4 separate regions of the Mus musculus genome follow, and regions 2, 3 and 4 are each linked to region 1. The links are chromatin loops, found by intact Hi-C in ENCODE. Cell type or tissue: left cerebral cortex. All regions are shown on one strand. Each heading gives the region's core, and the rest is flanking DNA. Links, peaks and the distances in the headings are about the cores only.

Region 1 (8,220 bases), core at 1,309-6,308:
TATTTGATATATCAAATGACCCCCTCCACACAATGGTGTTCGAGTGGAAAAGACATGATATCAATCTGAATTTAGGTGCACAGATTCTAGTCAAAACATTCCAGGTCTCAAGTAATTTTGGAAACGTGAGTATATAATGTCCTCCAAGACTTTTGCAGTCCTGAGAAGGAATGAGGGCAGTCTTCAAGTAACCCATGCTTCCCAAACTAATTTGGAATATCTGTGTTATCTACCCTGGAATTGACTGAAGTAAACACATTGGAACTTCTTTGTCGTATGCTGAAAATCTAGAGAAGAAAACCAAACAGCAACATAACAACTTATAGTTATCAAATTACAGCAGATTTTCAAAGCACTCATAAGGATTGCATTTGTTTCTCCTCCAACTCCTTTACCCTTTCTAAGACAATCATGTAAATCAAGACCCACATACGGTTGTCTCAAAGAATTTAAGAGTGAATTCTGAGATTCCTAACTGTGGAAGAGGACAATGGGTACAATGGAGAATTGAAAGTGTTTGACTTAAACATCAGTGATACAATAGAAACAGATATATAAAAGTTGGGATCTTAAACAGATGCATTTAGCACTTAAAACGAGCAGAATGCATAGAAACAAACACTTATCTAGGACTAATTGGCTACTCTGGATCTTTTGTTGCTCCATATCAATTTGAGGATTTTCTATTTATGTGAAGAATGAGATGAGGATGTTGATTGTGATTACAATCAATCAGTAAATTGTTTTAGTAGGAAGGTCTTTTTTTAAAATGTTAATTCTACGAAGCTATACGCTTGGGAGGTCTTCAAATTCTAGTACCTTTCTTAATCTCTTTCTTCACACATTTAAAGTTTTCATTGTAAAGGTTTTTTACCCATTTTGTTATGTATATTCTAAATATTTGATTTGAGAAACTGGGAAGAGGAGCGTGTCCATGATCTCTTTCTCAGCATGCTTGTTACTCATATGTGTTAAGACTAGTAAATTTTTTAAGTCAATTATGTATCAAAATACTTTGCTGGAATTATTGATTTCTATAATTTTTCTAGTCAAATTTTGGAAACACTGAATATAAGATAATATAATCTTCAATTAAAAATAATTTGACTTAATATTTTCCCATTTGTATCCCTTCTCTTGCCATACTGCTCCAGCTAAAGCTTCAATCACATTATGGATGAGCAGTAGGGACAGTGGGCAGTCCTCTCCCATTCCTGATGTTAATGGGGCTTATTAGTGGTTTTATTTATTTAGGATGATATTGGCCATGGGTTTGTCATACATAACCTTTATTATGTTGGAATATGTTTCCTACAGTCCTAACTTGTTCTAGGGCTTTTATTAAGAAGGCATGTTGAATCTTATCAAAGACTTTTTTTCCCTCTATTGAGATGATCACGATTCTTGTATTTTTTTGTCCATGTATTTGGTTTACTACATTTATTTTTTTATATATGTTAAAAAAATAAAAAACAAAATAAGAAAAAAAACAATGAAGCTGAAACATACTTTACTCTTGTAAGGCAATTCCCTCCAAATTGAAGCATTTCTACCAGAAGTGAGAGGAAGGCTCATGAGACTAAGAAGAGAAAAACAGCACAGAACGGATCAGATATGCTTTAGTGGTTAAGAGCACTGGCTTTAAATCCCAGCACCCAAATGGTAGTTTAAACCACCTGTATCACTCAGTTCCAGGGAATCTGACACCTCTTCTGGCCTCTGTGGCACCAGGTATGGAAATAGTGCACATACATACAAGCAGGCTAAACACCCATACTCATAAAATTAAAATAAAAAAGAAATAGCTGATTAAAGTATTCAGGACACCTTAGTGCAGGAGAAAAGCCATCAGGCTTACTACGCTGGTGAAGTGGTGAAGGGTATGGTAGTTGTAGGGCATGGGGCAACCCTTTCCATAAATAATAAATTGGACTTTGCAACCTTTCATTGCTGAAAAGGAGATCAAAGTCTAGATTGCTGGGAAACACCTTTAATCTATTCCTTGGGTGTCAGAAAACTTTAGTGAGGCAGAGCCGGAGGACCCTGGAGCAAATTAAGGCTATAGTACAATAAGCCACCACTCAGGCCCATGGTGTGGTATATTCCAACAATCTAGTGTCTGGCAATGTCTTATTACAGAACTCATCAACACAAACATCTACTGTTCTAGAGCTAAGCTCCTCTTAGTGCACCCTTACCTTCCTGTAACAGGTTAACTGTTCACTGGTTACAAAGCAACTTGTGGCATTATACAAATTATGTAACAAAATATCAAACAAGTACCTAAGCTACCCACCAAAAGCTAAGCATTATCAGACATGCTGAGCCATAAGACTAGATCAGCAGAATAGCAATGCACAATATGGTCAAAATAGGGCCCAACTCAGGAAAAGATAGCCAAAAACACCAATATCTCGACTTCTCCCTCACTTTACCACTTTTCCTCACTTTTAGTGGATTCACTACCATAGCTGACAGTGCAGAGAAAACACAGGTTTGTTATAGATAGGACTTGATGTACTACTTGATGGCACACCAAAATCTGCTGCCATTATGGACTCTTGAAAATCTACCCACTTGGCTGAGCTTACACAGTGAGTCTCATGAGCTCCTTGGTTTAGTGACCCCAAGTCAAATGAAATGCTGACCACAGCTTTAGAATATCCATCACATTCTAGGGCTGATTTGAGAGGCTGTTTGAACAACACAGATCTTATTCCCACTTCCTTTCCACTGCATCTACAGTATATTCACCTGCTTCCCTCCTCATGTAACGTTGCTGTTAAAGTCTTGCTATTTTTGCCTAGGCAGTCAAGTTCAAAGCTTGCTATCGCTTTCTCTGGGATTAAATTCTTAGGTGAATCCTATGTTCTTCAAATACATACTTCCAAATACTTGTGGACTTTTTGCCACATAAGTTTCCGTTTTTGTTCAAAGTATGTTTTTTATATTCTAACTAGGACTTACTAATCTCCTTAACTGTCTTTCTGATTTCAAAAGCCACCTTTAACTTCTTTATTTTGGGGACTAGAACAAGCAGTTAATGGCACTGTCTGCTCTTACAGAGGTCCCAAGTTCAATTCTCAGCAAGTAGAGGTGGCTAATAACATGGCTATAATATGGTCTGATGCCCTCTTCTGGTTGTAGATGAACATGCATATAGAGCACTCATATACATACAATAAAAAAATAAAAATATTCATAACTTATTTTTGCAGTTGCCAGCCTTACACATGCTAGATAAGACTTTCTCAGCTCACTCCCAGTCCACCACCTCTATTTTTATCTTGCATTCCCCATGAGGAATCTACCTGCTTTTGCTCATTCTAGTTTAGTTTTCTTGATAACTTTTTCACCCTTAGTTCCAATATTTTCTTAAAAATTTAAACTTCTGATTTTGTGTTATTTTATAGTTTGTTGTTTTCTAAGCATATTACACTTCAATATAAGCTAGGAGTTACAATGTTTATCTGCCTCATGGGCATTCTTCCGTATCTGTGGGAATATCATTTTGACCTTTATCATCTTTCACAATAAGTTAGTGCTATTACTTGTGTGAATCAGCATTCTGAAGTTTTAAAAGGAGACTTGGTTTGAGGCTCTCCTAGCTTTACAGAGATGACAATTCTATTGTTTAATTACACAATAATCAAAAATTCAGAAACAGATTTCCTTGGCTCTTAAATGAAATTATGTGATAGATACAAAATGCTATTGGGGAAAAAATCAAATTCAAATACAACAAAAATATTTCTAGCCAAAAGACAAACTTCTCATTTCATAAAGGCCTAGGAAAGCAATAAAAGTCTCCATCCAATAAAAACAAGGAAGCCTTTTTAAGTGTGCTTCCATTGCCTAGCCTTTTCTATAGTCAATAGAGTTCTTTGTATAATGAGGCAAGATATAAAATGCTTCAATGCAATGTGCTCTAATAAAGAGATTTTTTTCCTTTCCAAACCTTCATCCCAGAAAACTAAAATCTCCAATTGTCATTTGCGGTGACTTTAAGCTTATCAAAACCTTAGAGGGCTTGTTTCTTACCAGAATGTGCTAATGCGTACACTGCTATACTGGGAGACAAAGGCTACACTCAGCCTCCACTTCTTTACAGCTTTTTTACAGTCAGCAGCAGTGAAGGCAGAAAAAGTAACTGTCAAGTGCCCAGCCCTAAAAGGAACTTTATATTACCCTCCAGGCTCAGGAACGTTACACAGTGAGGAGTGGAAAGGCTTTGTAAGGGGGGAATAATGGAGAAGAGTGCTGGGGAATCATGAACTCACGGTGGCTAAGGCAGCCGTACTGGCCTGCTCAGAGCTGGACCTGTCAACCTTCAAGTCACAGATGGCGGGCTTATGGGGCCCTGTGCCTCCACAGTATACTGCTGACTGTTGATGGCTGCTGGAGAAGCAGGTGTTTTTGTCTTCAGTGGTACAGCCACTGATGAGAGCCCTGTTCCCGTCAGTAGCTCTACATCCTTGCTCATGTGGGAAACCCAGGCTAAACTCAGTGGGCACTAAAAACAAGACAGGTGGGAAGGAGATTCGGGGATGGAAGACATGGGTGAGAGGGGAATAAGAGGGTCTTGATCAGAGAGAATCATGATCAGAATTTACTATGTGTATGAAATTGTCAATTACTTACAGTAAATAGGGGTGGGGGAGGAAAGAAAGTTAAAATTCTATTAAAAGAAAAACATTAACAGTGCATGCCCTGTATTTTTTAATTAAAAGCTTCTTTTCTTTTAAGAGCCCTTTCTGAGAATCTTAGCAGCCAAAGGAGATAATCTGAACAAAAAAATAACAAGAAACAATAATAAAATGAAACCTGTTTTCAATATAGTATATATACAGAGTATCTTTGTAAATATAGGTATAGTATTATATTTAAGTTCTTTAAGACACCAAGGCCTGAAAACATTATTCTGTATGATAAAGGGAAAGGCCTGGTATTTCTGTATGAATGTATACTACTGTAATCAAAGAGCCTATTACATAGGGTAATTCTGAATATAAATGCAATAGTAGTGACAGCTGGAAAAAGTCTTATTGTCTCCAAACAACTGATACAGGTAAGCATCAGAAATACGTGGGCTTTAAACATTTTATCAAAGAATTCAGAGAAGGTTCCAAAGAAGCTATTAGGCCTGTACCTGTGTCCAGTGATAAAGATAAGTACCTTTAAAAGTGTGACGAGAATTAGGTGTCTCTTCTTTTTATATAAAGTATACCTATTGCTATTAAAAAAAATGAAAGCAGAATGGGATTCTCTCCAGATATAATGGCTAAGATGTGAAAAAATGAGGTACAAGCTGAACCATAAATACATACATATACATACACACATACATATACATATATACATACACACATACATACATACATACATACACATATACATACAACTGACCAAATCCAAGCACTAGACTATGTACTCACAACTCACGTAGCTGCTTTACCAAGGCCAGGAGTGTTGGATAGTGAGGAACACAGAGAACTATTGTTTTTAACAGATTTAACTATTAAACAGTTAAATATTAAGACACTATTACTACTGTGGCAACCTCATTAAGATCATTATTTGAATAAAGCACAACAACAAATAGTCAATTTGGGGGAAATTACAAATTTAAATGACCTGTATTTTGCATATTAACAAACTTAAGACTCTATAGAAATGTTTTTTATTTATCCAAATATTTGGATGAAAAATATCTCATATCTGAGAAGTACTCAAACAAAAGAAGGAAATCAAATATGACAAAATGTAATAATGATAATGAAATCTGGATTCTAGGTATAAGTTACTAACATGTTTTCTATTATTTCAGTGAACTCTTAAAACTACAACAATAAATCAACCTTCCAAACAAATGTTTAGCACATAAAAATTGACAAAGTTTATTTGGAAACATTAGTTGTAGATGGTTTTTAAAAAGAATATAAGAGATGACAATCCACAAGACATATACAAAGATATTAAATACTATCTAAATTAAGACCATAATTCAAATTGCTAATTATAATCACTGTGTCTTGGTAAAGCAGCTCTCACTCTCTGAGATTCATCCGCCTTCTCATGAAAGCCAGTGAGACTCACTTGAAGCTCAATCATTTAATTGACCGCAGTAGTCGCCGGGTACCCGGCACTAAGCATGCACTACATCACAGAAGCACAAATGCCATGTGGGCATCTTCTCTTCAGGTCTATCACGGCCATCTTTTAAAGTGCAAGCTACAGATGGGCTGTTTCCTTAACCAAAGGATTGTAAAAGATGTATCCGAGATGGGTATCCCACACTGCCAGGATGGTTATACAACTAACCCATGGCATGGCAGCCCTCTGCTACTGTAGCATAGCGGCTCAGTCCAGCTCCTGCTGTACTACCAACCGAACATGTACTCCATCGCTCTTGACACAAGGCTCTCATCCTTCTTTGGTGTCTGTCTGTCAGAAATAACCTATTAAATAACACATCACAACAAAAAAGAGAAAGAATAAAAATGTATCAGGTTAGTTTCCTTAGTGGCAGGTAATTCTACAGTTAACTATTTAATTCTGACATTAAAATTCGAATTTTTAACATCTTCTAGTTAGAAAACTATGTAAAACCAAACCCTACAAAATGAGGAATTTAAAATACAGATCTAAAGAGTAATAACAAAAAACTCAAATTCTGTAATGATCTCCAAATTTCAGGAGACTACAATGGGAAATTCCCCCAACCATCTGACAGCTCACGCATACTTCATGTGCAGGTATCATGGCCTGTGCCAAAATCCAGGACTCTCGGGAAATCAATGGGGCCAATAACAGCTTAAGCATCTCAGTTCCCATACCATTCTTGAGAAGGCAATGGATTTCTTTACATTTTTTAAATGACCACTTTCTCATCTGATATTCAAAGCTGGTCACCTTCCTTTGATAACTGATACTATTGCATTGTAAAGTTTTTTTGTTTTCGTTTACAAGTTTTATAATCAACTTGATAAAGTTTAATATTTTTTTTCATGCCAGCAATGAATAATATTTTGGTTTTAAGAACTGTTTTCTTTTGCTTTGCAGTACTGGAGATCAAACCATATACCTGTGGCACATGCTGCATAAAATGCTGAGCTATGTCCCCAGCCCAAAGAAAGAAACTGCTGCAAAATTAAAGACAACTTTCTTTTTTTTCCTTTTTTTTAATTAGATATTTTCTTTATTTACATTTAAATTTTTATCCTTTTTTCCCCTCCAAAACCTCCCATCCCATCCCCCTTCCCCTTCCTTTTGAACTGGTGAAGGCTCTAACTTTAAAAATGAGAAATTTAGAAGTTTGAAGGCTTCATCAAGGAAAATGAAGAGTAAACATTTAACTGTACACACACACACACACACCACTGATCTAATGAAACAGTAAACAGGCTACATGTATCCTAAGAATACCTGGTAGTCACTAGTGGAGGCCTTGTATGCTGTGGCAAGAGGCCTCATGGTAGAAACCCTAGGAGTGCTTCCGGACTGTGTTGGAGTGCCTAAAGTCCTGATGGGTGTTGTAAAGGCTAGAGATGGAGATGACAAGACTCCTCTGTCACTGTTTTCCATGACATTCTGGAGAAATAAAGAAACATGGGACACATCATCTAATACTGTGTAATACTTTCCCCAAAACACCCAAACACACACACACACACACACACACACACAAACTTATTAAAGACTACTAAATTTGACCATTTAAGTTTTTAAGTAAACTTAGCTTTGAGAATAAATACTATTTCTTAGCTAGAATTTGGGATCTAATCCAAATCAAACAGCCTCAATTTAATTATATATCACAAGAACAAGAGTCTCTGCATAAGACAGATGTTTTGGAATAGCAGGCTCCAGAGGACGTGAGAGAGGAATGGGGATGGATAAGCCCGGAACACATGATAAACATGTGCATTTGTTTAAAGCGTCTTAGAGCAGACCCTAAGGTAAGTCAGCAAGGACAAACAGAACTAACTCGTATAACTGTACAATTCCTATAGTGCCATCAGAGAGCCCTAGGGAAGAGAGGACTCTGGGGGTCCTGGGTGCCATGCAGCTTCAGACTCTGAGTGTCTCTTCCTACTCAGGTTCCCTTATGCGTTCTAAGAAACACCGTCTGCTTTGCCTGCTTTGTGTGTGCACTGGCAACAGGCACAGAAACTAGTATGCAGCATTCAGGAAAAGGTTTGCATATATTTATTTAAAGTA
Region 2 (8,220 bases), core at 1,239-6,238, 340 kb after region 1:
GCTTAAGTGTACAATGTATGTAAAGACTACAGTAATAATTTGGCTCAGGCCTTCACAGCCACTCAACACTCATCCCCAAGAGCAACCTGAAACCACGCAGGTACCTTTCACGTTATATGTTTTGTAGAGGTTCACCAATTCTTAGTTTTCATACTACATTTTTATCATATTTTTCTTATGTTTACACATATTTAGCAATGTGCTGCCACCTCCTGTATTTCCAGCACTGTAAGATGCTATACAGTTTTATAGCCTAGAAGCAACAGGCTATACTATAAAGGCTAGGTTTTAGGTACCATGAACATACTAGGCGTGCCTTAGTAAATTCTATGATGCCTTACAATGATAAAATTGCCTAGTGTATTCCTTAATACATTATCCTTAATCTTTAAATAACAGATGACTATCCTACATACATGTATACTCATGCACACACACGTAACAGATATATGTAATGGATACATAAATCAATTTTAGTGTTTTCATATGCTCATCCCTCAAATTAAACAGCACAGAAATCAGGCAGATATGAACTTCACAAGCTTATTCTACTATGTATAAAAGTCACACCCAATCAATGTCAGTATCAGAATTATAAAAAACCTTTCCAGCTTTTACAACTGACAATCCCCCAGACCACAGTGGGAGCTTTAGTAATATTAAAGGATGAGAATCATTTACAGCACAATACCTAACCACTACAGACAGTAAACAGCAGGCTAAAACTGAACAAAATCTAAAGTTTGGAAATGACAAAAACATTAGCATCTAACTGGATCAACTTATATAAAATAATAAGCATGGAAGACCTAGAGGTGAGCTTGTTAACACTGAGCACAGCTAATGTTTAGAAAGACACAGAGTTAAATCACACATAAGTAGGATAAAGTGTTCAAGAAACCGTAAGATACTTGGTGTCAATTTCTGCTGTACTTCTTACATGGTGACAGTTTTACAAAAAGGAGGGATGCTTACCAACATGCCACTAAGCCTGAGTCGGGTCTGTGATGTCAAACAATCTGAGGGGAAGAAAATGTATGAGGCTATTTTAGTTTTAATTAGAATGGTTCCCTTGTATAGCCATGTTGTTTCTAGTGAATAGACTTGGGCCCTTCAACAATCGGTCTCTATCTCACAAACAATCATTCCTGCCCTTTAATGTCTCAGGATTTCCACTCACAGAGAAGAGCAGCCAGAGTTTTCTGTAAGGGTTTACTCTCTCAGTAGCTCTCCTTTGGCCAAGAAACGTCATGATTTGAAAAAAGTAAAATGTAATGGAACCACTTGAAAAGGTATATGAAGAATCCTCAAAATATAATAATTTTTAATCTTCCAGGCATATATATATATATATATATATATATATATATATATACATAAATATGTTAAATATGAACAATAGGATACATTGAGGTAAAGTTTGGAAGAAAAGTAACCGTGGCCTGTCAGAGGCTAGAGATGGATATATAACATGTTAGAAAGTTTCAAAAGCTCAGGTGCAGACAGAGAAATCGCACTTGGCACTGGCTAGACTGGTGGTTCTCAGCCTGTGGGCCGTGACCTATCAGACATCCTGCATCTCAGATACTTACATCACTATGCATAACGGCAGTAAAGTTACAGTTAGGAAGTAGCAATGAGCTAATACTATGGCTGGAATCACTAAGACGTGAGAAACTGTATTAAATGGTCACAGCACTAGGAAGGTTGAAAACCACTGGGTTTCAAGGCTGTGATTTCTCAACACAGGTCTTGGGAGGATGGGCGAATGGCTCTTTTTAGTCATTAAGCAATAAATATATCCCCAGCAAAGGGGCACAAAGGTAAAAAGGTGATGAGTAAGAGAAATATACATATTGGGATCAGACACAAAAAGTTTGAACAATGGGACTGCTTTATAATATCTGGAAAAACTTTTAATTGATCTTACTCATAGGCATATAGGATATTGAATTTTAAACAATTTACAAAGGCCCTTAGAAAATAAGACTATGACCAATAAAGACATAATTTTATGAGGTGGACACATATTTTATATATGTAACTTTTAAAATCTAAATTTCTAAAACCTATTTTGGAAGCAATTGTAGTTGATATAATTAATTACTTTGGACACTGCCCAGTTTATCTTTGGCTATTTGAGGTACAATGTATCCTGAGAATAACTAGGCTGAAAAACTCATCCACTAAACATGAAATTATAAAGATACATTTACATGTCACTAATTTCATTACCTGTTAGGTGTAAAATACATAATACACATTTACTAAGTAAACACTTTGAAGCTTAAATTGCATTTTGAAATAACTGATTACTGACAGAAAAACAAAATCAAGTTGAGCAGCATAAATTACCTTCTCCTTTAGAGCAGAATGTGATCAGCCAGCCAACACCAGCAGCAAAAGCAGTTTCTATGGCATTAACAAAATTTCCTTTAAAGAAAATAAAATTTGTGAGTACATGTAACACTTCCAAATGGTATTTCTTTCTTTCCATACGTAACTACTTCCCGTCCCCTCTAAATAGTACTAATTATTTTTTTAAGACAACAATTAAGAAAACTCAACCATCATCAGTAAAGTCCCGTCTAAGCTGAGCTCTGCCTGTCTCCTGGCCAGTCACAGTTCTTCCCACACACGCTCACTGCACTCCACTGCTCTCCCTTAGACTGGGAAAGCCCTGCTGGTTTCCAAGTACCCAGTGTTCTCTGAAGCCTTCCTACTCAGTGCTATGAGACACCAGTTATGTTTTCTTTAAAAAAGTCCATTCTAACCTTTCTTTTTCTAAATGGGTTGTTTCATATCCTTTACGCTTAGTTTCTAACCATAAAAGTTATCGGACTGTATTTCAGTTGCTCATTGGTATCTTGCTCACTGAAGTGAAGTGGGATCGGATACTCTTTTACCGTAAACATAGTGTTGAACACAGTTTCTACCACACAGATGCTGCCAAATGAATAAATAAGACATTCCTCTAGCTAGAAACTGTCTCATGGATACTTCAAATAGCTAAGCTAAAATCACTTGGTGAGTTAAAATCTACCACTAGAAATGTTTTTGACCTTTAAATGAAGTTTCTGCCAGTGGCCATGGCCGCAGGTACATATGCCTCAGTGCTGAGTCAGCTGTTTCAAGGATGCCATGTCCTCCCATCTCACAGCCCTCTACACCTGAATTGCAGTAGTCCTTACGTAAACCCAACCAGCCTGTTCAGTGTACAAGGCAGCAGCAACCTGAGCAGTGACACACTTCCTTTCTAAGAAGTGCAGAAAAAGATACTGTAAAGTATCATTACTGTGACCCAAATCAACTCTCACTGTAAATTCAAAATACTGATTTCCAAACATGACTGAAAAGCACGCAATTAAGGAAACCTTACCTGTTGACAGCTCTGTCACTGTGCTCCTGACGTGCTGCATGGCGAAGGCCACTAAGCTCTCCTTTGACCGATCTCCATTGTACTTCACTGCAGCCTGATGGTTTTATAAAAACATTTATTACTTCTTCATTTCAAAAGCCTACCAAATACCTATATTTAACATTGTTTTGAATAATGCAGGAAGTTCTAATTTTAAACAACACAGTGCATTTACAAATAATACTTAAGAGAGCTGTGACAGTACAAATCATATAGAATACTCTTTTGCACCATTTGTAACAATTTTAGCTTCAGTTTTATCCACAGAAATTGGAAAAAAGGAAGATTAGCACTTTCTATCCCATGAGACAGCACCTAAAATACATTATAAACCATAAAACATAATATGCACATTAAATAAATATCCTTTATGACAGGAACTGATGGTCCCTAAAAAGTTTCATAAAGCAATACAAAAATGTTTATTATAAATTAGCTCCTAAAGTAAGAAAAAGCAGAAACAGCCTAAAAGTTTAGATATTGTTTTCTCTAGTATTTCGCTGGTTATAAAGTTTCACAAATCTTAAAAACAGAGATATCCCTTACCATTCCAGACCTAAAGATGAAGAGGCTGGGGTAGCTGTTAACTCCTTTCATTCGGCAGAGCATCCGATCATCACCACAGTTGACAGCTCCGATTCGAAGCAACCCATCCACTTCTTTAGCAAATTCTCTCCACTATGACAGTAAAGAAAACAAGTGTTTCTTTGGTAATGTTTCTTAAGAACTCTTGAGCATACTACACTTTATATAATCTTAAAGGGGAAACATTTTACTAGATAAAACATTTAGTAAAAGTATATGATAATGATTTCACAGTCAGTTACTAACACAAAATAACTTCCAACATACAATAATAAAAAAAGAAAGAACACATAAAACATCAACTAGGAAAAAGGCTTTAATGGCTGGGTTATTAAACATACGTACAGTGGGGGCTAAATCATGGCAATGCGAACATCCTGGGGAGTAAAAGTTTACAAACCACAGTTCTCCAGAGTTGACAGCAGCATCTGAAAGCACATAAGCCTAGTTACAGCACACTTCAATCACAAACCATTTTGCTAAGATCAAAATGAAAAAAAAAAATCAGTCCTAAATAGTTCACTGCCTTACTTCCTGTGGTTCTTTTCAAATGTCAAGCCCATGTAACTTTACAACCTCTCCTACATCTATACTTGAATGAGTAGCAGCTTTGTAGGGGAATGACTGCCATGAAGCCATACGTGTGGCACAGGAGCTAACAGCCAGGGCTTATGCCAGTCTGTGCACATAGGAGATAAAGAGGAGCACCAGAGCTGAGATTACAGCTCTTCTACCCCCACAGCGAGGCTCAGGAAGCCAGGGCCTCTCACAGACGCTGAGCTTGATCTTTGAGGCAGGTCTCACTGTATAGCCCTGGTAGCCTGGAATTTGCTATGAATACCAAGCCTGCCTTTAAAACACAGGTATCCTCCTGCCTCTGGCTCCAAGTACTGAGATCAATGGTGTGTGCTAGGGACCTGTACAACAGAGTAAAGATTACAGTGATTAAATTAAACCCTTTTCCTAAGTAAGATCTTTACCTTTGAAAAGCAAGTTACTTAAAAATGCAAAGTAAAGAATTCTGTCATTTAAACATCAATACATATTTTCCTAACATAGATATGAAGCATCATGAAGCCAGCAGCATAGAACTATAGAATGAATTGACGAAGACAAACTTATGATTTTAAGGAAGGCTCACTCTAATATTCTAGATAAAAATGTGAGGGCAATTTGCTTTAAGAGTCTTCATAACATTTAATACCCAAATCAGTTGTCAGTGTTTTTAAAATAAAATGTCCATAAATTATAACTATTAGGGATTGTGTACTATTTTTGCGTAACTGACTGGATAGCTGAAAACATCCAGAAACACAATTCAGTGGCAGGGTGGTTCTGTGGAGAAGCAGTTCATGTACACATTGCATGCAAGAGTGCGTAACTTAGCCTTTTCCTCAGTCCTTCTCTAGCAGACTTGAGGACCTGTTAATCTACCTAGGTGATCTCAACAAATGTCACGGCTTAGACCAACAACTGGTTTTAATTTAGGGAAAGTCTTCAACAGAGTTAATGAAAATCTCCATAGAAAAAGAGATCCTTTTATGAATTATAAACACACGAGATGGAGTATCTATTGCTGTATGCATCCCTGAGTCAGAAGCACTTCTAATCTCGGCAATAAGTACTGGCTCAGTTCTTACTGCCTATGTAGTAGTAAGATTAAAAATACACTTTCATTTCATTTATTCATTTCATAGATTTGGAAACAAATATAGTTTTGCTATGTTGTCTAATCTAGGCAGGAATGCCTCCTGCCTCAGCTTCCCATGTCGCTGGGCTCACAGGATAGATAGGCCACTGTCCTGGGCTCACAGGATAGGCAGGCCACTGTCCTGGGCTAAAAGTGTTTTTAGAAGCGAAGTAAAGTAGCACAATGAAATGCTTTTATATTAACTCAGTAATAGAAAACAGAGCAAGAATATTTAAAAATGCAAATTTCTTTTAAATCACAAAGCCAGACTATCTATTAATATCTTGTGCAATAGCTTCTACTAGTACAGAAAATACAGCACTGTCTTAAGTTCCTCTTTCTTGAGCCATCTTCAAAAGGATGCCTGAACTGCGGCCTTATTTCATGAGATGTTTTCTACCTTTCAAATACAGTTTAGAACTCGATCACAACCGATGTACTGTTGTACTGTGACAAAGAAAAAGACAGCATGCATGTGCTTAATGGAAAACAGGATTTCTCACAAAAGGAAAAGATTCTGACAACTTTGAAATTAATGCTCACTAACTACTACTGTCGCTTCTCAAGTGAGGTCACACATTTGCCGTTCCTTGCCTGGCAAAAGTGAACTATGTAATTTATAGATTAAACTTCTCAGTAGTAACAACTGGAAACTAGACAAACTATAAAGACCTATGTTGAAAGCCTGAGGCAGGTGTAGTAAGGAAACCCAATGCCAATACATGGAATGGTGGAAATCTGAGTCAGTACTGGCCACTGCTAGAAGAGATGCCTGGGCGGCAAGAAAGGCAGAGATTTCAATAGATTAATCAGCTAGAAGGAGAAAAGGACTTAAGGGTACAGAGGAAGGGCTCTGCAAGTAGAGATGAACTGGGGCATGACCACAGCTTGTGACCATTTTGTTCTATCTGAATAGAGCTGATTTGAGAGTACTGGGGACTATCCCAGAAGTCACTAAGAATACACATATCATTTAAAAATGATTCTATCATTATTTATTGGGAGACTGAATAACTCAACAACAGAAAAAATGGCAGTAAAAACTCACGAACAAGCCCTGTGGTGACATCTGCCCAAATACAAGTTGTCTCCAGAACCCACATTTGTCATCTCTCCACCTTTTGATCTAAAATGTCAGGATCATCTTATCACAATCTCCTGACGTGAAGAACGAAGCTAGTAGTAGTTAACTATCTCTGAATTATCTCTAGGGTTTCATGGCTAAATTTAAAATTACCATTTGGGGTTCTAAGTGACCTAATTAGGAGGCCCTTTTCTGCCAACATAAACCTTAGTAAAGTCTTATTTTTGGTGGTCTCACACAGCAGCCAGTTGCAGGTTTGGTTCGGTTCCTCTGATTCAATATGCAATCTCCTGTTTCCTAGCCACAAATGGTCCACAAAACATTTACAGATGAGTCAGACTAAGAACCACACAGGAAAAGCTACAGAGCTATTTAACCACATAGTATAATACAGGTATTAGTTTTATCTGGCAATAAATCGAGTTCCCCTATTTCTTTTGTAGGAAAGATGTTGATATATTCATATACACAACTTTCAATGGGTAAGAAGTATTAACATTTCTAAAATTTTATTTTACATATGTGATAGTTCCGCAAAGCATCGAAATCCTTGAAACTATAGTTAGCAATGGTCGTGACACCATGTGGGTGTTAGGAATTGAATCCAGGTCTCTGAAGAGCACTGGGCAGGCAAATTCTCTAGCAGTAGTTTTCCTAATGCTGCAACCTTTCATGTTGTGGTGACTACCAACCATACATTTATTTTGTGTTATGTCATAACTGTAATTTCACTGATGTTGTGAATCATGTATATGTCTGATATGCAGATGGTTTTAGGTGATCCTGTAAAAAGGTTGCTGATTCCTCAAACTGAACTCACTGCTCTAGCCCCATGCTGGTGCTTTTATTTTGAAACAATGAACCATACGCTTCTCTGAAAAGTTTAATGGATCATGTACATCATATTCTTTTTTAAAACCTGAAGAATTTCTAACTTCTGATTACATTTAGACTGGTGAGTTTTGGGTAAGAGATGTGATTTGTATGTAAGTCAGAAAGTCATATGCCTATAAACTTACCAAATTCTCTTCTTTCTAATGTTATGATTTCAGGATCATCATCGTAAATACCTAATTTTAAAAGTGGATAAAAAAAATCATAAAATTAAAACTTCATTAAAACAAATCACTACATAAAAGATTATACACTCTTGCCTTAGCTATACAAAAATCAGGTAGTTACACTGAATTTCAAACTTGAAAACTAGATGTCAAATTAAGAGAAAAGCCAACGGTAACTCTGACGACTGATGACTCGTTCGAGACTGCCATCAGCTTGGGAAGCTCCTTCCTAATCACCCATTGGAATCCGTACGAATAGGCTCCTAATTGCCTTCTCCAATGAACTCCCTGTTTTGCTTTGTTACTTTTAAAAATAACCACAAACTCACTAGAAGTTGCAAAAAAATGGACTGGAGAGCTGGCTCAGTGATCAAGAACACTG
Region 3 (8,220 bases), core at 2,178-7,177, 300 kb after region 1:
TAGTAAATATATGGAATGATTGACAAATGGAAGGATCATTGAAATATTTTGAGCAGTACAATGGGCAATGTGGGAGAAGATATTAGTACTCTGAGTCTATGACATTGAATGAGTAAGAAATAGATGTTGTTACACTATGGACTGTTCCAGAAATAAATGCAGATATGTTTGAAGGATACTTACATAATACACACACACACACACACACACACACACACACACACACACATACACACACACCCCACACCTCATTATAGCACATACACAGCATGGTACATATTTGAACAATGACTATGATATTCATAGATTTTTCAGAGAGAAAAAAACCCTATCTAAATGTTTACTAATAAATACTTATATATTTTAGTTTCACTTTATATGATGTTATTAAAATATTATAGAGAAAAGTTCAGGTTTTAGGTAGTAGTGATTTGGAGCCCCCAAGACACCATGTCAGATGATGATTCAAGTTACAAAGGTTACATTTTACTTGTTTTGATTATGTGAGACAGATTTTCACACAGTAGCCCAAATTGGCCTAAAAACCATTGTCACCCAGCCTGGCCTCTATCTGGAGCCAATTTCCTTCCAAGAGCTGGGATTCTTGGCATAAACCATACGTTCAGAAAAAGACCAAACCAAACCAAACCAAACCAAACCAAACCAAACCAAACCAAACCAAACCAAACCAAACCAAACCAAGCCAAACCATATCTCAGTGTTTCTTCAAGGCAGTTAATCTTTGTAATTATTGTATGTAAAGAGAGACTTGCCTATGTTTTAGGTTATAGATAGTAATCTGAGAACTGAGGGCCTCTTGGGTTGGTTTTACTTTACATCTACGTATTAATTGTTTTTTGTTTGTTTGTTTGTTTGTTTGTTTTAGAGTTTACTTTTATTTTATATGCATGGGCATCTTCCCTGTATGAATGTTTTGCATTGCATCTTGAATGTTATGCAGAGGCTAAAAGAGAGTGTTGGATCCTAAGGGACTGGAGTTAGACAGATGTGAGCTGCCGTGTAGGTGCTGGGAATTGAACCTGGGTACTTCAGAAGATCAGCCAGTGGCCTTATCCACCAAGCCATCTCTCCAATCCGCCTGTGTTGAATATTGTAACAAGCCTACGTTCATGTATTATCTGTACACTCAGGAAATTAGAGATGATTCAAACAAATTAAAATACTCTTTTAGTGAAAGGAAAAAAAAATGAAAGAAAATTTCTCACATGTGTATCAATCACTGTTTTGCAGAGGGAATACGTGACCAGATGAAATTGAAGTTATCAAACAAACCTTCAAGTCATGGGTCTCTAGGGCCAACTGCTTGCTTATGCTGGCCTCCCCACTGTGTCTGCTGAGAGCCTGCTGCTCTCCATCTAACCCAGAACACTCTCACTGTAGTGTTAGTCAGTTTAAGATGCTGTAATAAGCACAGACCACAGGCTTATAAGCAGCAGGCTGGTGTTTCTGAGTTTTGGAAGACAAGATGCCCAAGATCAAGGTATGGACAGGCTTAGCATCTGATGTGGATCCATTTCCTGGTTTGTATCATATATAGGACCTTCTAGCTGGGTCTAGGCTAGCATTCTCATTCTACATCATGAACTATTCACCTCTCCAAACCCCACCTCCTAATATGTACCCCATTTTTAAATTGGGCTGTTTGGATTGTTGGTGTCTAGCTTCTTGAGTTCTTTATATATTTTGGACATTAGCCCTCTGTAGGGTGTTGTTTTGTCCCAACGACAGTGATCTCTGATTCACAGTAGCTTTTCATCTCATGAGGTCCTGTGTATTGATTCTTGGCCTTAGTGCCTGAGCCATTGGTGTTCTGTACCAACGAGTTCAAGGCCATTTCCAACTTTCTGTTCTATCCAATTAAGTGGGTCTAGTATTACATTGAGGTTTTTGATTCATTTACACTTGATTATTGTTCAGGGTGATAAATATGAATCTATTTGCAATCTTCTACTTGCAGATATCCAGTTAGTGCAGCACCATTTGTTGAAGATGTTTTCCCTTTTCCAATATGATTTAGCTTCTTTGTCAAAAATCAAGTGTCCATAGTTGTGTGGGTTTATTTCTGTATCTATGATTCTATCCATTGATCCACCTGCCCCTATACCAATACCATGCTTTAATTTTTGTCACTACTGCTCTGTGGTACAGCTTGAGGTCACGGGTGGTGATTCCTTCTGAAGTTCTTTTATTGCTCAGGATCATTTTAGCTATCCTGGGTTGTTTTGTTTTTCCATATGAAATTAAGAATTGTTCTCTCAAGGTCTGTGAAGAATTGTGTTGGAATTTTGATGGGAATTGCTTTGAATCCGTAGATTGCTTTTGGTGAGATGGCCATTTTTACTGTTAATTCTACTGATCCACGAGCATAGGAGATCTTTTCACCTTCTGATATCTGCAATTTCTTCCTTCAGAGACTTAACGTTCTTGTCATACAGGTCTCTTACTTGCTTGATGAGCTGTAGATTTCCATTCAGTTTCCTGACCCTCTCTCCTATCTCTCCCGACACATGATCGTGGACTTCCCCCTATTTCTCTCCCCAACCCCTCTCCCACTCCATTCCCTTCCTCCATCTGCCTCCCATGACAATTTTATTCCCCTTTCTAAGTGAGATTCAAGAATCCTCCTGTGGGTCTTCCTTCTTGTTTAGTTTCTTGGGTCTTTGGAGTGTACAATGGGTATCCTGTAGTTTATGACTAATATCCACTTGTGAGTACATATCACAGGTGTCTTTTTGGGCCTGGGTTACCTCACTCAGGATATTTTCAAGTTCTATTCATTTGCCTGCAAAATTCATGTCTTTGTAATAGCTGAGAAGTATTTCATTTTGTAAATGTACATACATTTTCTTTATTATTCGGTTGAGGGACATCTGGGTTGTTTCCAGTTTCTGGCTATTACTTATAAAGCTCCATGAACATAGTGGAGCATATGTCCTTGTGGTATGGTGGAACATCTTCTGGACATATGCCTAGGAGTGGTATAGCTGGGTCTTGAGGTAGAACTATTTCTAGTTTTTTAAGAAACCACCAGATTGACTTCCAGAGTGGTTGTACAAGTTTGCACTCTGACCAGCAATGGAGGAGTGTTCCCCCTTGTTTCACATCCTCTCCAGCATGTGCTGTCACTTGAGTTTTTGATCTTGTCATTCTGCTGGAGTGTGAGATAGAATCTCAGAGTTGTTTTTGATCTGCACTTCCCTGGTAATGGAGGATGTTGAACACTTAAGTACTTCTAGGCCACTGGATTTGGGTAATACAAAATCCTTGTCATGGAATATTTCAAAGTGGTGCATCAATCCCTATCTGACTCATTGTGATGATCTGTATATGCTCGGCTCAGGAAGTGGCACTATTAAAAGGTGTGGCCCTGTTGGAGTAGGTGTGCCATGTGGGCGTGGGCTTTAAGACCCTCATCGTAGCTGCCTGGAAGCCAATATTCTTCTAGCAGCTTTCAGATAAAGATGTAGAACTCTCAACTCCTCCTGACCATACCTGCTGGGTGATGCCATGCTCCTGCCTTGATGATAATGGACTGAACCTCTGAACCTGTAAGCCAGCCCCAATTAAATGTTGTCCTTATAAGAGTTGTCTTGGTCATGCTGTCTGTTCACAGCAATAAAACCTGAACTAAGACACTCGCCCATAACCATTTTTGTTTCCTTTGTATTCTATTTTGAAGCAAGTCTTGGACATTGTTATCATAAAAAAAAATCAACCTACTGAAAAACAAGATACCCTTATCAAATATCCATTACAATTTTGTTTCTTCCCCTCCTGCCCCTGCCACCTCCCACTTTTTTTGAGGGGTGGGGTAGGGTGGAGGGTAGGTCTATCCCAGGGCCTTGTGCCTGCTCAGGTGGCTCACGCCTTTAATCCCAGCACTTGGGAGGCAGAGGCAGGCGGTTTTCTGAGTTCGAGGCCAGGCTGGTCTACAGAGTGAGTTCCAGGACAGCCAGGGCTACACAGAGAAACCCTGTCTCGAAAAACCAAAAGAACAAAACAAAACAACAACAACAAAACAAAAAATCTACGACTGAGCTATATCTGCAGCCCAGTTCTCTGTATGTGTGTGTGTGTGTGTGTGTGTGTGCGAACCAGACCCAAGAAGTATACATAGTATATTTGGATGATATGATAAAAAATCCTTTCATTTCATAAATTTTTTTTCCATTTTGGTTTTTGTCTGCACATTAAAAAAAAAAACATGTATTTTATTTATACGACTAGCTGATGAAGTTGGCAGAACATTTTTTTTCCTGCTATACATTTTTTCTACTTAGTAAATTAAGTCGTCATGGTACAGACAGTTAAAGTAAGCAAAATTAGCAAACACACTAAGGAACTGGGTCACAAGACAGGAACTTCATTTTTAGAGCAACAGTCCTTCATAACTGAGAATGAGATTGTCATGAGTTTAAAAGAACATTAGGAAGCACAGAAAATTCTGAGAATTTTGAAAAAAAAGCATCAGTACAATTTGATGACTGTTGTAAATCTTGGGAAGTGACAGATGTTAATGTGGTTGCGCTCTTCGTCAATGGGAGTCTGCTTTGCTTCATGGCATGGACAGAGTGTAGCACGCTACAGTAGCTGTGTGCCTGTGTGCTGTTACATGTTAGTCATGTTACAGCAGATCACAAACGTCAGCTTGTTTACAATTTCACAGTCAACACTTGATATTCAGGGTCCTTTTAGCTAGAAAACAATGCAAACGAGGGGCCTGACTCCACAGAACTGCCTGAAGTAGAAAAGACTATCCCCCCCCCCCCCCCATAGGTGGAATGAAGTCTCTTCTTGTTTTTCACTGCCACCTACTGGAGCCTGATGTTTCTAATAAAAACCCACAGGGAAGCCTGTTAGAGGAAGGAAAAAGGTTAGGAAAATGGAGAAAGTGTTTTTCAAAGGAGTAGGTGTGGCTTCATAGGCAAAGATACATTCGATTTTCTAATAAACATCGTAAAAACACCGATCACAATACTGTTAGGCATTGTGAGGGGGGTACTAATTAAACAGCAACCATCACTGATATACATTTTTTTTTTGGTGGCATTTGCACTTTTCTGGGCATGGCAATTATATATGTGGTATACAGTGCTCCATTCTCCTGTCCAAGCAGTAAGCTTTCCTGTGTGTCGGTTTCCTGCCCTTTAGTCCACCGAAGTGTATTGCAGACTTAAAAAAAGACTATTTACTTTGTGTTTGTATTTGTGTGTGGGCATGCACGTGCCATGGCACACACAGGGAGGCCAGAAGTCACCATAAGGGAGTCAGTTCTTTCCTTCTACCACGTGGGTCCTGGGGATTGAACTCAGGTTGTGGGGGTAGGGATGGGGAGCTGGGGGTGGGGGATAGGTTCAAAGCAGGTGCCTTTAACTCCTCAAAACCACCACACCTGCTCTCATTTAGGGCACTTTATCCACATCACTGCCAAGGAACCAAAAGAAACACTATTTGACCGGCCGTTCTTTTTTACTTCTCTTGGTCTCCCTCCCTTTGGTTTGCGGTGGCACAGTGGCCACTTCTGCTGCTTCTTCTCTTTGGTTTGCGGTGGCACAGTGGCCACTTCTGCTCTTCTAGAGGCCTTACTTTTCACAAGAAAGAAAGACGTGGTATTTCTTTGTGCCTGGCTTACTTCACTTAGTAGAGTGAACTCCACTTCTCCGCGTGTTGCTTTCAACAGCCGAATGATGTTCTGTCAAGTGCCATGATGCTTATATTCCTTGGTGATGACAGCCACTAAAACAGGTAGACGCTATGTGCCACTGTGATCTCTGGTTTTGGGTTGCATTTCAGTAGTGAGGCTGAGCAGTTCTTACTGTTGACTACACAGACAGGTCATATTTTCATCCTGCTTTGAATTTTTCTTTACAATCTGGACATTAGTGAAATACTTCACAGATAAAGCTTGCACTTCCATATGCTATACTGTTTTCTCTCAATTATTTCCTTTGCTATACAGCTTTTTAGTAGAATATAGTTTCATCTATTTGTGCCCATGCCTTTGGTGTCTTTATTTAAAAAGTCATTGCTATACTACTATCTTGAAGTGTTCCCTCTATATTTCCTGATAGTAATTACAAAATCTGAGGCTACTTCTGCATGTGTATTCAGTTTTGCTAGGACATAATGGAGACATTCTTCTCTCCACTGTATGCTCTCAGAGTCTTGGTGAAAACCAGTTGTCCATATGAGTAGTTTAATTTCAGGGACCTCTCTTCCAATGACCTGACAGTTTTTAACGTTGGCAGAATGCTGTTCTCGTTACTGTGACTTAATAGTATATTTTGAAGTCTGGTTTTGTCGTATTTTCCAGTTTCTTCTCTCACCAAGTCACTCTGGTTATTCTGGGTTTTTTACCCCCCTTCTCAGTGTGACATGTATTTTAGGGGTTTTACTTCTATTTTTATGATGAACTATTTCTATTTGGACCATCTCATATGAAATTATAATTTACTCAATAACTCTTACCATAAATTATTAGCACAGTAGTTTGAATTAAAATTAGAATACTCTTGCAGTTAATTAAAATATCCATGCAGAGCTGGGCATAAAGCCAGGCTCTAAGCTCTGATATGGCAGGAATTGTAAAGGCATGGCTGGAGGGCAGGCAGAGCACAGAAGAGCAGGGGCACAAGTACACTACCATCTCACCTGGCTTCAGCTGGGTTCTCAGATCCTGAAGCTTGCATGGCCAAGTGCTTCACCCAATGAACCATCTCCCCAGTCCCTGTAGCAGTATACTCTCGACTAAAAAGATATTAAGGAACCAAGTATCCAAAACAAGTTCTAATTGGCTGTACACAGCCTGTCTCCTAGGATTTGCTCTGCTCTGCTAGGAGGAGCTGCACAGAGAAATAGTATTGCTTCAGTGTACACGTGATACTCCTTAGAGGTGTTCCATTTAAATATCAACCTGCCAGCCATCTGCTGTGAATGCACAATATGAATCTGAGGTCAGCTACTGAATAATTATCCGAGTTACCTAACCCCATGTCCAGCAGCAGGTCCTATGTTCAGCGCACATTCCATAGACATACAGCTTAAGCAAAAGTAACAGCTACTGTTTAATGTACTGCCTGTAAAATGTTTACCAGCAAGTACAGGAAGTAATTATAGGTAGGCACTGAGTAGCTAGCTATCCACTATTTATGACTGTGACAGGAGGGTAGTCTGTGGGCTCCCTTCGTGCACCCCTCTGTTGCCCAGTTCAGTAGTGTGCAAGTAACTAGTTCACTAAATTAGAATACTTTTACTAAGTAAGACTTCTTTGGGCATTCCACTTGTGGAATTTTGCATAAACAAGCTAGTTTTAAAGGAAATTCTAGGCTGTCAAAGTTAAATAAATGAAAGGCTTTTGCCGTTACCTGTCATGATTCAGAGTTCGTTAGGAACGGTAAGGCTCATGTGTGCTCACATGTACAGCAGAGCCCGAGTCAGGGAGTTAAAATGTAATAAAACACAGGAGAATCTGAATGAGGTAGAAAGGAAACTAATGCACACTGCTTTCCCTAGCACAAACCTATGGCATAGCCTTTATGAAGACAAGACTAGGGAGCAGGGAAAGTGATAAAATCTTCCAAACACAACAATCATCTTCAAAAGAATTTTAGAAAAAATAATTTGACTTTATTCACTGGCATCCTCTGACCACCCCACACACCGGGAGAGAACTGAACTAGAGGTCACTCTGTTTTTGGAGTTGCAGCAGGGACCTGTGACCCTCTGAGTCTAAACAACTGAGAAATGGGAAGAGTCCATTGTGTGCTTGATTTTAGTAAAAAGTACTTCAGTTGTTATGGAAACTTTACTGAAAAAGACAATAATTGAAAAACAGCATCATCATGAGCCAATTAAAATAAATCTAAAATTACTGTTCCTATTGGAATAGTGAATATTGGACAGAAGGAAAAACCACGGCTACAGGGGAAAAAATAATCAACATGAGTGATCAAAACAGAGAACCCAGAAGGGAAATATGTCAATATCAGGAAGACACGTGAAACAAAACCAACAAAACCATCAGTAGGAACATTTATGAAAGCAAATAAATGAAGGTGTACATACTAAACACAGGCTTAGACCTGTGACAGCCACACAGCCCATCAACTGCTGTAAATACTTCTTCTTACCTTGTTCCTGGGACAGCAGCTTACAGGATTTTTACACTTACTGTTGTGATAAATTAAGAACTCTTCAACT
Region 4 (8,220 bases), core at 1,349-6,348, 320 kb after region 1:
TGTCTTTCCTGACAGCATTTACAGGCCCTCCAGCCCCATCCTTTCCCAGAACAGGGAGCTCGTTGTTTACCTTCAGGTCACTCCATCCCACTCGTCCCATCTTTGGGTGTTTCCATGGTCACCAGTCTCTTAGTGAGATCTTCTATAACCCCATGCTGAAGAATCTTCCCTTCATTTGGTAATCTACTGACAAAGGGAACTGCCCTTTGTGAGCGCCTCAGGAGCACCTATACATAAAGTATCTGTCTTTTCCCTCTATGGTCCTTCAAGGCAGGAGCTAGCTGTACCCTCAGTTTCCTTTGCTTCGCCTATCTCTCACAAACATAAAGTTCTGCTTGTCCTTGTGGCTGTCGTGTGTCTGCCTTCTTTCTACCATCACTTTCCTCTACTGACTTATGGGAACCTCTCCAGCTCTAGGACAAGGAAAGCGTCTTTGCTTCCTCTGGTTTCTATGGCTACTGAAATAAACAAACAGGGAGACTAACTTAAGTTAGCAATTCAACTACAGGAATAACAATGTGCACATACACAAACACACACTCGGACCCTTGTAATCTGTCACTAAATACTTTTAATACTAGCAATTTCAAGGAAAGGGCAAGCAGTTTGAGGCTGGCCTGGTCTGCACAGGGGATTTCCAGTCAGCCAGGGTTATAAAGAGAAACCTGCCTCAAGAAAGACAGATAATAATTATAGAAACACATTTTTTAAATTGAGAGATATTTTTAAGAACTAAATTAAGAATTAGTTTACAATGTTTTAACCAATTGTTAAAACAAACACACATGTGTGTACAATTTATTTAACTAGACAACAATACTTACCCTAGCCAAGAGTTCAAACTCAGGAGCAAAATTCTGGCAAGGTCCACACCAAGGAGCATAGAAATCAACCACCCAGTGAGTTTTCCCTTGTAGAACTTTTTCATTGAAAGTCTGAGGTGTTAAATCTATGGATGCTTGGGGCAAAAATCTGCAGTAAGAGAATCAAACATTTTTTATTATACAAAAGCAAAGTAAGCATTCTACAGCAATACTGTAAGCATTACTGTAAGCATTACATACAGCAACACTGTAAGCATTCCTAAGTTAGAAATGGTTCAACCCTTGATAAATGCCATCCTTTTCCAAGTATTTTTGATGCCAGAATCCTTACTACATACACGAGAAGATAAAGAGCTGCAAATCAGTGTTAGACATCAACATGCACTTGAATCACTCACCCAAGACCCCAGCTTCTCAGGGAATACGCATCCCTATTCCAGCCATTGTAACTACTGAAAGAGGAAAAAAAAAAAAAATCAAGCTGTAAATAGTATTTCTATTACTGCATATGGTCAAGAAACAGTCTTACTGTAGGAATTAAAATAAAAATAGCTCTTGACTGGTTAATGTCACCTCCTATCTCTTTCCACAAAGTAAATAAGAGTTATATGACTTAAAATATATTTTTCTGTGTCTCTGTTCCTTTCCCCACCCTTAACTACTCAGGACTATACTTGCTTTTTGTGATTTCCCCATAGTAGACTCTTTTAGCTTTTACAGAGAAACCCATGGCTCAATTTTCACTTAATTACAATTGTTTTGTTTCTTTTTAAAACCTGTATAGTGTAGAATGGGTGGATACCAGGACAGTCCTGGGTTCAAATCACTGCCCCCAACCTTAGCAGGTGAGCGGTAAGTCTGATGGGTTAGTTCTTTCTCAGCAGTGGTAGGAGGGTGTGATTCCCACCCCCACTAAGTATAAAGACTGCTATGAACAATGGAGGCAAGGCCAGGCCTGGACTTAGGGCCAACTGAGGACTTAAACACCAGTTCTGTCTCTCACAGCTTCTTGACTGGAACTTCGTAACTAGTTTTACTGTCCAGCTCCCTCGTCTTCTGAGGGAGCCTCCGGTGGTGGCTCCCACTACATATCTGCTGGCCTAACTTACGTGTTAACCGTACAACCAAGTGATTATGATGGAATACTTACTGATACTGATAGGCTTTACTTGACTTTTGGGGATAAAATCTTATCTCGGGGTATCTTTGAACATTTTCTTGAGTACAAAAAGAATGATACTGTTGGCAGTCCACACTGCCTACATTGATCAGTCCAGTTAACGTCTATAAAAGAACAAAGTCAATACATGGGTCAATGACTAAAGCTATCTCTGTAACTCACAACTAAACAAAAGTCCTGCGTAGTGAGCCCTGTCTACATGCACATGCACTGTTTGTATGCACGGCCCTCGGAGGCCAAGAGCACTGGAGCCCCTGGATCTGGAGTTAACGATGATGAAGAGTGCTTGGAACCAAACAGGTTTTCTGCAAGAGCAGCCAATAATCCTAACTGTTGACTCAACTATCTAGCCCGCACCGCAACACAACTTTTATACGTGCTCAACAGCCATTGTAAAATGGGTATTTTTTAATCAGTATCAGAGAAACAATGGGTAAGGATTTAAAATATGCCATTTAGATTAATGAATTTGAATGCCGTAACTTTCTGTTTTTTTTTGTTTTTGTTTTTTCGAGACAGGGTTTCTCTGTATAGCCCTGGCTGTCCTGGAACTCACTTTGTAGACCAGGCTGGCCTTGAACTCAGAAATCCGCCTGCCTCTGCCTCCCAAGTGCTGGGATTAAAGGTGTGCACCACCATGCCCAGCTTGTTTTTGTTTTTGTTTTATTTTTGAATGCCATAACTTTGTAATTAAGAACTTCCCATAGTTAATAACTGGTTTTACTCATTTACTATGTAGGTAAATACATTTTTTCAAAAATTCTATGCTAACCTAGGCTGTGGTGACATAAGTCTTTGACCCCAGCACCTGGGAGGCGGAGGCAGGTGGATTTCTCAGTTCAAGGCTAGCCTGGTCTACAGAATGAGTTCCAGGATAACCAGCCAGGGTTATACAGGGAAACTGTTTCACAAAACAAAAAACAAAATGACAACAACAACAAAAACATCAGCAACCAAAATATAATCAGTATTTTTTAAAGAATCTTTTTTTTCTAATGAAGATACGCTTTGTCTGATTCAGTATTTTAAATTTGCCTTCATTTAGTACCTTACAACACTGCCTGTTTACAGGAAATTTATATATATGTTTTACTGTTTGAAGTTGTTTTCTACTTTGTTTCATTTTTTCTTGTTTGTTTTGGAGAAAGAGTTTGGAGCTTGGTGGCCCAGGAAAATCTTGGACTCCTGATTCTCCTGTCTCAGCATCTGAATACTAGTCTTATCAGGATTCACCACCATACCTGCCTGCAAAGCTATTTTAAAGACCCAATATTATGAGCAAACAGTATCTGTAAACTCTAAAAGTAAAATGATAGAGAAATCTAAACAGAAAATGAAGATGCTCTGAGGGTTAGCACTGGTAGCACTTTGGTCAAAAGGATCTTAGACAGCTCAGTTAGTGGGCAGAGGCAGTGGTAACGATTCAGTGAGGTCTGTGTCAATTGTCTAGTTACAGGTTTATCCCCTGGTTTCACAGTGACTGTGAAGCAAACACTGGCAGTAGGTGTAAGATGTAAGGAAACCATGGTACTGTACCCGGGCCATGCGTTTCCATTCTGGCATCAAGACCTGACAGGGATGACACCATGGAGAATAGAAATCGACCATCCAGACTTCATCATGCTTTCTCTGTTTAACCAGCTCATTGAAAGTGCTGGGTGTAAGAGAGACCACTGAAGGGTTTCTGAGATCCTAAAAAATAAAAAGACTATTATTACACACACCAAGATTTTCATGTATTTCTGGCAAGTTACTGGACCAGTCATTTAGAAAGTTCCTATTTAAAAGAAATCAGAAGACACAGATTTTTTAAAAAGTCTATTATTAAGTTCGGATTCTGTCAATCAGTTTGTTTAAAAGGTATATTTTCTCACTAGTTTTAAAACCACTGTAAGCTGGAAAAAGAGGTATCCTAGAGGAAAGTGTGACCAGATCATATAACCAAGCTCTAGGGGTAATCCAGATGCCTCATAGGCCTCACTGTCTGTCATGATAGCAGGAATACGTTCTTAGAAGTGACCATTTAATGACTAACACAAAGCCTACTACTATTATTTCTGATATTTAAATGGAGATGCTACACACCTTTCTAGAGACTGTATATTCCAAATGCTGTTTTAACAGAGCCTCAGCCTGTATCAAGTGATACTAACACATTAGCTTCACCAGGACAGCAATTAAAACAAAACAACACAACATATTACTTTGGAGGACAGATGAATAACAATTACAATAAGCTACAAGTTTCAATTTCTTCAGAAGTTACTGAAATTATTCTAGTGTCAAGAGTGAAAGAAAACAGGCCCTTCTGTGCTAACAGTGACAGGCTTGGTGCAGGATGCCTGGCCTTGATGCTGTGAATGCATTGAAAGGAAACAGGAAAAGGGTGACAGGCTTCATGGAAATTTCACATATTCAATAGTAGTACCTCCCATGTACAAAACACCAAAGTAAGTAATAAAACAAAGGCTTACATTAAAAGAAAGGTTTTCAGAAAAGAATCTCGTGGCACAAAAAAGAATAAGTCCTAATACAAACAGTCGTCCAAAATACACATATAAATGAAGATTTCTAGCCATAGCCTAGGATTTAAATACCTCTATGAACTCCAAGATCTGTTCCGCAGAGTGATGTCCTTCATACTCATGAATACTGGACTGATTGAATACCACTGTCGTTGGATAAGCTTGGATGTTATACTGTGAAGAAGAAATTCACATAATTTACCTATTAGTTTCAATTTTGTAACAGCTTGCTTTTTATAGACATACTTATTTTTTATGTATGGGTGTTTTGCCTGAATGTATGTATATATATATATCATGCGCTTCTTGGTGCTGGAGGTCAGAAGACGATGTCTGATCCCTTAGAACTGGACTAATGGACAGCTGTTCTCACCATGTGGGTGCAGAGACAGAACCTGGGTCCGCAGTAAAAGCAACAAATGCTCTTTCTTAACTGATGAGTCATGTCTCTATCACCCTCTTACAAGACTGTAGATAGAAACCCACTACTATCTTCCTGGTGGGTTAGACAAATTTAGCAAAGACAATGCATTAAAGCTTGTACTGATAATTAGTTAATTGTTAACCCAATGGCACTAAAATGTGGGAAGTGAGGCAGAGTAATTGCATAGTATGTACTTCAATTCATCTTTTTGCTCTCTTCAAACTAGGAGGGAAGAGGAGAGAAAAGACACAGCAGTCAGCTCTTCTAGTGACAGTAATTAGTCATCCGGGAGGGCAGTGATTAGCCACACCATATACAAGGACAAATGACCAAGAGCAAATATATTCTATATTAAAGAATTGAGTCATGCTGTAAGAAAATGGTCACTTTTTATTCTTTACTTGAGACAATTCTTATAGTATATTAATTCCCTCCTCACAGTTAACATGGGCATCAGCCCTGAAAGGATTTTGTAATGTTTAAAGTGATGAAGTGATTTCCTTGTCTAACTCATTAGTAAATGGAAAATTTCAAGATTTATAATTCTAGAAAAATTAACATATTTTGAAGTTTTAAAGATGTGTGAATTCAAAGAATTTTCAGGTTAACAGACTAGTTCAAAGTTTACAAGTTTCCATCATCTTTTGAGTTAGTCTAGCCACACAAAAACTCCTTCATACCTCAGAGCAATTTTACTCAGTAGTTAAAATGACATAACCTAGCCTGGTGGTGGTGGTGCAAAATTTAATCCCAGTACTTATGAGGTAGAAGCAGGCGGATTTCTGAGTTTGAGGCCAGCCTGGTCTACAGAGTGAGTTCCAGCATAGCCAGGGCTACACAGAGAAACCCTGTCTTGAAAAAAGAAATAAGAAAAAAAAAGCCTAAGCCTACTTTACAGACGGGCCGCTGAGCTGAGCGCTGAGCTGAGCTGCTGAGCGAGCGAGCGAGTGCCGGTGATGGGGAAGCAGCTGTGGGAGCAGCCTGGGGATTCTGTGATGCTTCCTTTCTCCCCTGCCTGGTGCTTTAGTTGTTGATAATGGGCTCACTTGAGAGAAAATGTAGGAGACTAAAGGCATTAACATTAACTACTGTTACTCATGATGCTTGCATCTTTGGTTGGCATTCTCCTTTCCAAGTCACACAAAGGACATTAGACACCAATGACTCTTTTTATTTACTTCCTTAAAACACCCTGCCCCCCGCCCCCACTAACTTTTAATTTCAAACACACGGAAACCGAGAGTAATCCCATAACTACCTACATATCTGCTCCTTATATTTAACAGCTAATAGGTATGGCCATGCCAGTTGGTAGCTGACACTGTGTCCCTTGCTCTGAATCCTTCCTAACCTGCTGCACTGGCAGGTGTCCAATCCACTTCGCTTTAACCTTTCCCACATGTTCATTTGTCTTAAAGACTTTTCTCTGATTCTGAGAATACTTAACTGCTGACATGTAACCTGCCTTTTCCATTGAGTTCTTTAGGATTTATTTAAGCTGGTAAAGATTTTTCAGTGCAGTTTTGAACCCAGGAATTAAACATGGGAGGGAAGTGCTCACTTGGCTTGGCTTATTTGTAGTGCTCTGGCATTTCACTATTCCATTTCTAAATATTGTTACATTGCTTTTTTTTTGTCAATCTGATAAATTTTGGTAGGAAAGATATCAAAATTTTGATTGAGCTTGTATTTTCTTGACTAGTGAAGCCAAACATTTCCAGTCTTATGCATCAAAAACCAGGCTTTCTTTTCCTTGCCACCTTTTTCTTTAACACTTTAGTTTTTGAGTTAAAACATTCACATTACAGAAAGGATATAAACTTTTATGTATTTAAATAGCTATAATCATCATCCAGTCATGACTACTGTAGTGGTCTGAATAGGTTTGGCCTCCATAGACTTATATGTTTGAATATGCTTAGCCCAGGGAGTGGCACTAATTAGGAGGTGTGGACTTGTTGGAGTAGGGGTGGCCTTGTGGAGGAAGTGTGTCACTATGGGGATGGGCAATGAGACCCTCCTCCTAGCTGCCTGGAAGACAGTCTTATTCCTGGCTACCTTCAGATCTAGATATAGAACTCTTGGCTCCTCCTTTAGCACTGTTTGCCTGGACACTGCCATGCTTCCTATCGTGATGATAATGGGCTGAACCTCTGAACCTGTAAGCCAGCCCCAATTAAATGTTGTCCCTTATAAGAGTTGCCTTGGTCATGGTGTCTCTTCTCAACAATGGAAACCCCAACTAAGATTGCTATGCTTACATCATCTATACCTCTTCAATTTCTATTTTTATTCCAACATTATAAAGTTTCACATTCCATTCAGAAGTATCAGAATATATTTTAAATATAACATGTCGTCACCCACATAAGCACTCTGTCACTTTCACATATTAAAAATGAGCAGCTCCTTTAAATTGGATATCCTATCTGGACAAATCATCTACTCTAAGCTGACAAATATAAGGAAATCTAAATAATAATAAAGACTGTAGAAACTTAAAAGTATGTTACAAAAGTATAAAGACTTAGATAAAATAGAAACTTATGTAAGTATTTTATGAAGTCAATTACATGCCAGAATAAATACATACTGGAGTCTGGTAAACAAAATCTTGCATATCATAAACCTTCTACGTATCTATTTATAATTCAAGTACAATTTAGTAGCTTGTTGAAACTGTTTCAACATTACTGCTATAAATGGGTATGCATCTGAGAAGTCGTTTTAATATTTACCATGTTGCAGAGTCCTTCATGAATTGTACAGTCTAAGGTACCAACTTTGAGTTGACCGTAGAGCAGTGTTGATGCTTTCCGTAACTCTGGCAAAAGCGCACGACATGGCGGACACCACTGGGAAGAGAGGGGTAAGGATGAGCAGCCAGACTCAGGAAGGGAGGAGCTGCACGGCCCCTGCTACTGACACACAGTCCAGTGGCGCGTTCTGCCTGTCACTGTCCTGGGAGAGCCCAGAAGGAGTGGCAAGGCCGGGACAACTCTAGTACTAGCCTTCATGTTGTCAAGAAAAAGGCTTTTTGAAACTTGACAGATAAAAAGAACTCACAGGGGCAAAGAAGTCAACAAGCCATGGTTCCTTGTCACTTGCAGGGAAGTTCTGAGGTCCAAGTGTGGTAACATGAGAATTAACACTTTCTTTGGCAAAAGCAAGTATATCGTATAGAATCTTCTTTCCTAAAATTTGAGAAAAATTAAAATACGTGCTGTCTTGTATCTAAAGAAACATCCCAATTTTTATATTTAAAAT

Evidence for each region. Peaks named below come from ENCODE experiments on the same cell type or tissue, not always from the same donor. Only the 100,000 strongest peaks of a DNase experiment are listed, where the experiment ranks them.
Region 2: a loop joins it to region 1, with 4 times the contacts of the local background. A loop is called at or near these places in 7 of 42 quality-filtered maps.
Region 3: it touches region 1 in a loop (3-fold over the local background); 9 of 42 quality-filtered maps call a loop at or near these places.
Region 4: a loop joins it to region 1, with 4 times the contacts of the local background. A loop is called at or near these places in 12 of 42 quality-filtered maps.

Annotation. Positions count from the first base shown.
Region 1 is chr2:80,656,559-80,664,778 of GRCm38, reverse strand. It overlaps Nup35 (nucleoporin 35), which reads right to left. Exons shown (of 9, transcript NM_027091.4): 8 at 7,426-7,590; 9 at 4,708-6,458. The coding sequence ends at 6,381. Among named protein-coding and RNA genes, the nearest start is that of Nup35, 22 kb to the right of the region's middle. In left cerebral cortex, for the core only: a CTCF peak has its summit at 3,143 (motif pointing left); a DNase peak (open chromatin) is centred at 4,168.
Region 2 is chr2:80,320,871-80,329,090 of GRCm38, reverse strand. It overlaps Dnajc10 (DnaJ heat shock protein family (Hsp40) member C10), which reads right to left. Exons shown (of 23, transcript NM_024181.2): 4 at 7,797-7,847; 5 at 4,349-4,431; 6 at 3,965-4,096; 7 at 3,380-3,473; 8 at 2,356-2,433; 9 at 976-1,019. Among named protein-coding and RNA genes, the nearest start is that of Dnajc10, 9.5 kb to the right of the region's middle. In left cerebral cortex, for the core only: no CTCF peak of the experiment used is centred there; no DNase peak of the experiment used is centred there.
Region 3 is chr2:80,353,453-80,361,672 of GRCm38, reverse strand. It overlaps Dnajc10 (DnaJ heat shock protein family (Hsp40) member C10), which reads right to left. Exons shown (of 23, transcript NM_024181.2): 23 at 7,618-8,220. Among named protein-coding and RNA genes, the nearest start is that of Gm13752, 34 kb to the left of the region's middle. In left cerebral cortex, for the core only: CTCF peaks have their summits at 4,659 and 4,861 (motif pointing left); a DNase peak (open chromatin) is centred at 4,781.
Region 4 is chr2:80,340,400-80,348,619 of GRCm38, reverse strand. It overlaps Dnajc10 (DnaJ heat shock protein family (Hsp40) member C10), which reads right to left. Exons shown (of 23, transcript NM_024181.2): 14 at 8,020-8,147; 15 at 7,692-7,808; 16 at 4,602-4,703; 17 at 3,541-3,696; 18 at 1,975-2,108; 19 at 1,223-1,276; 20 at 825-972. Among named protein-coding and RNA genes, the nearest start is that of Dnajc10, 29 kb to the right of the region's middle. In left cerebral cortex, for the core only: no CTCF peak of the experiment used is centred there; no DNase peak of the experiment used is centred there.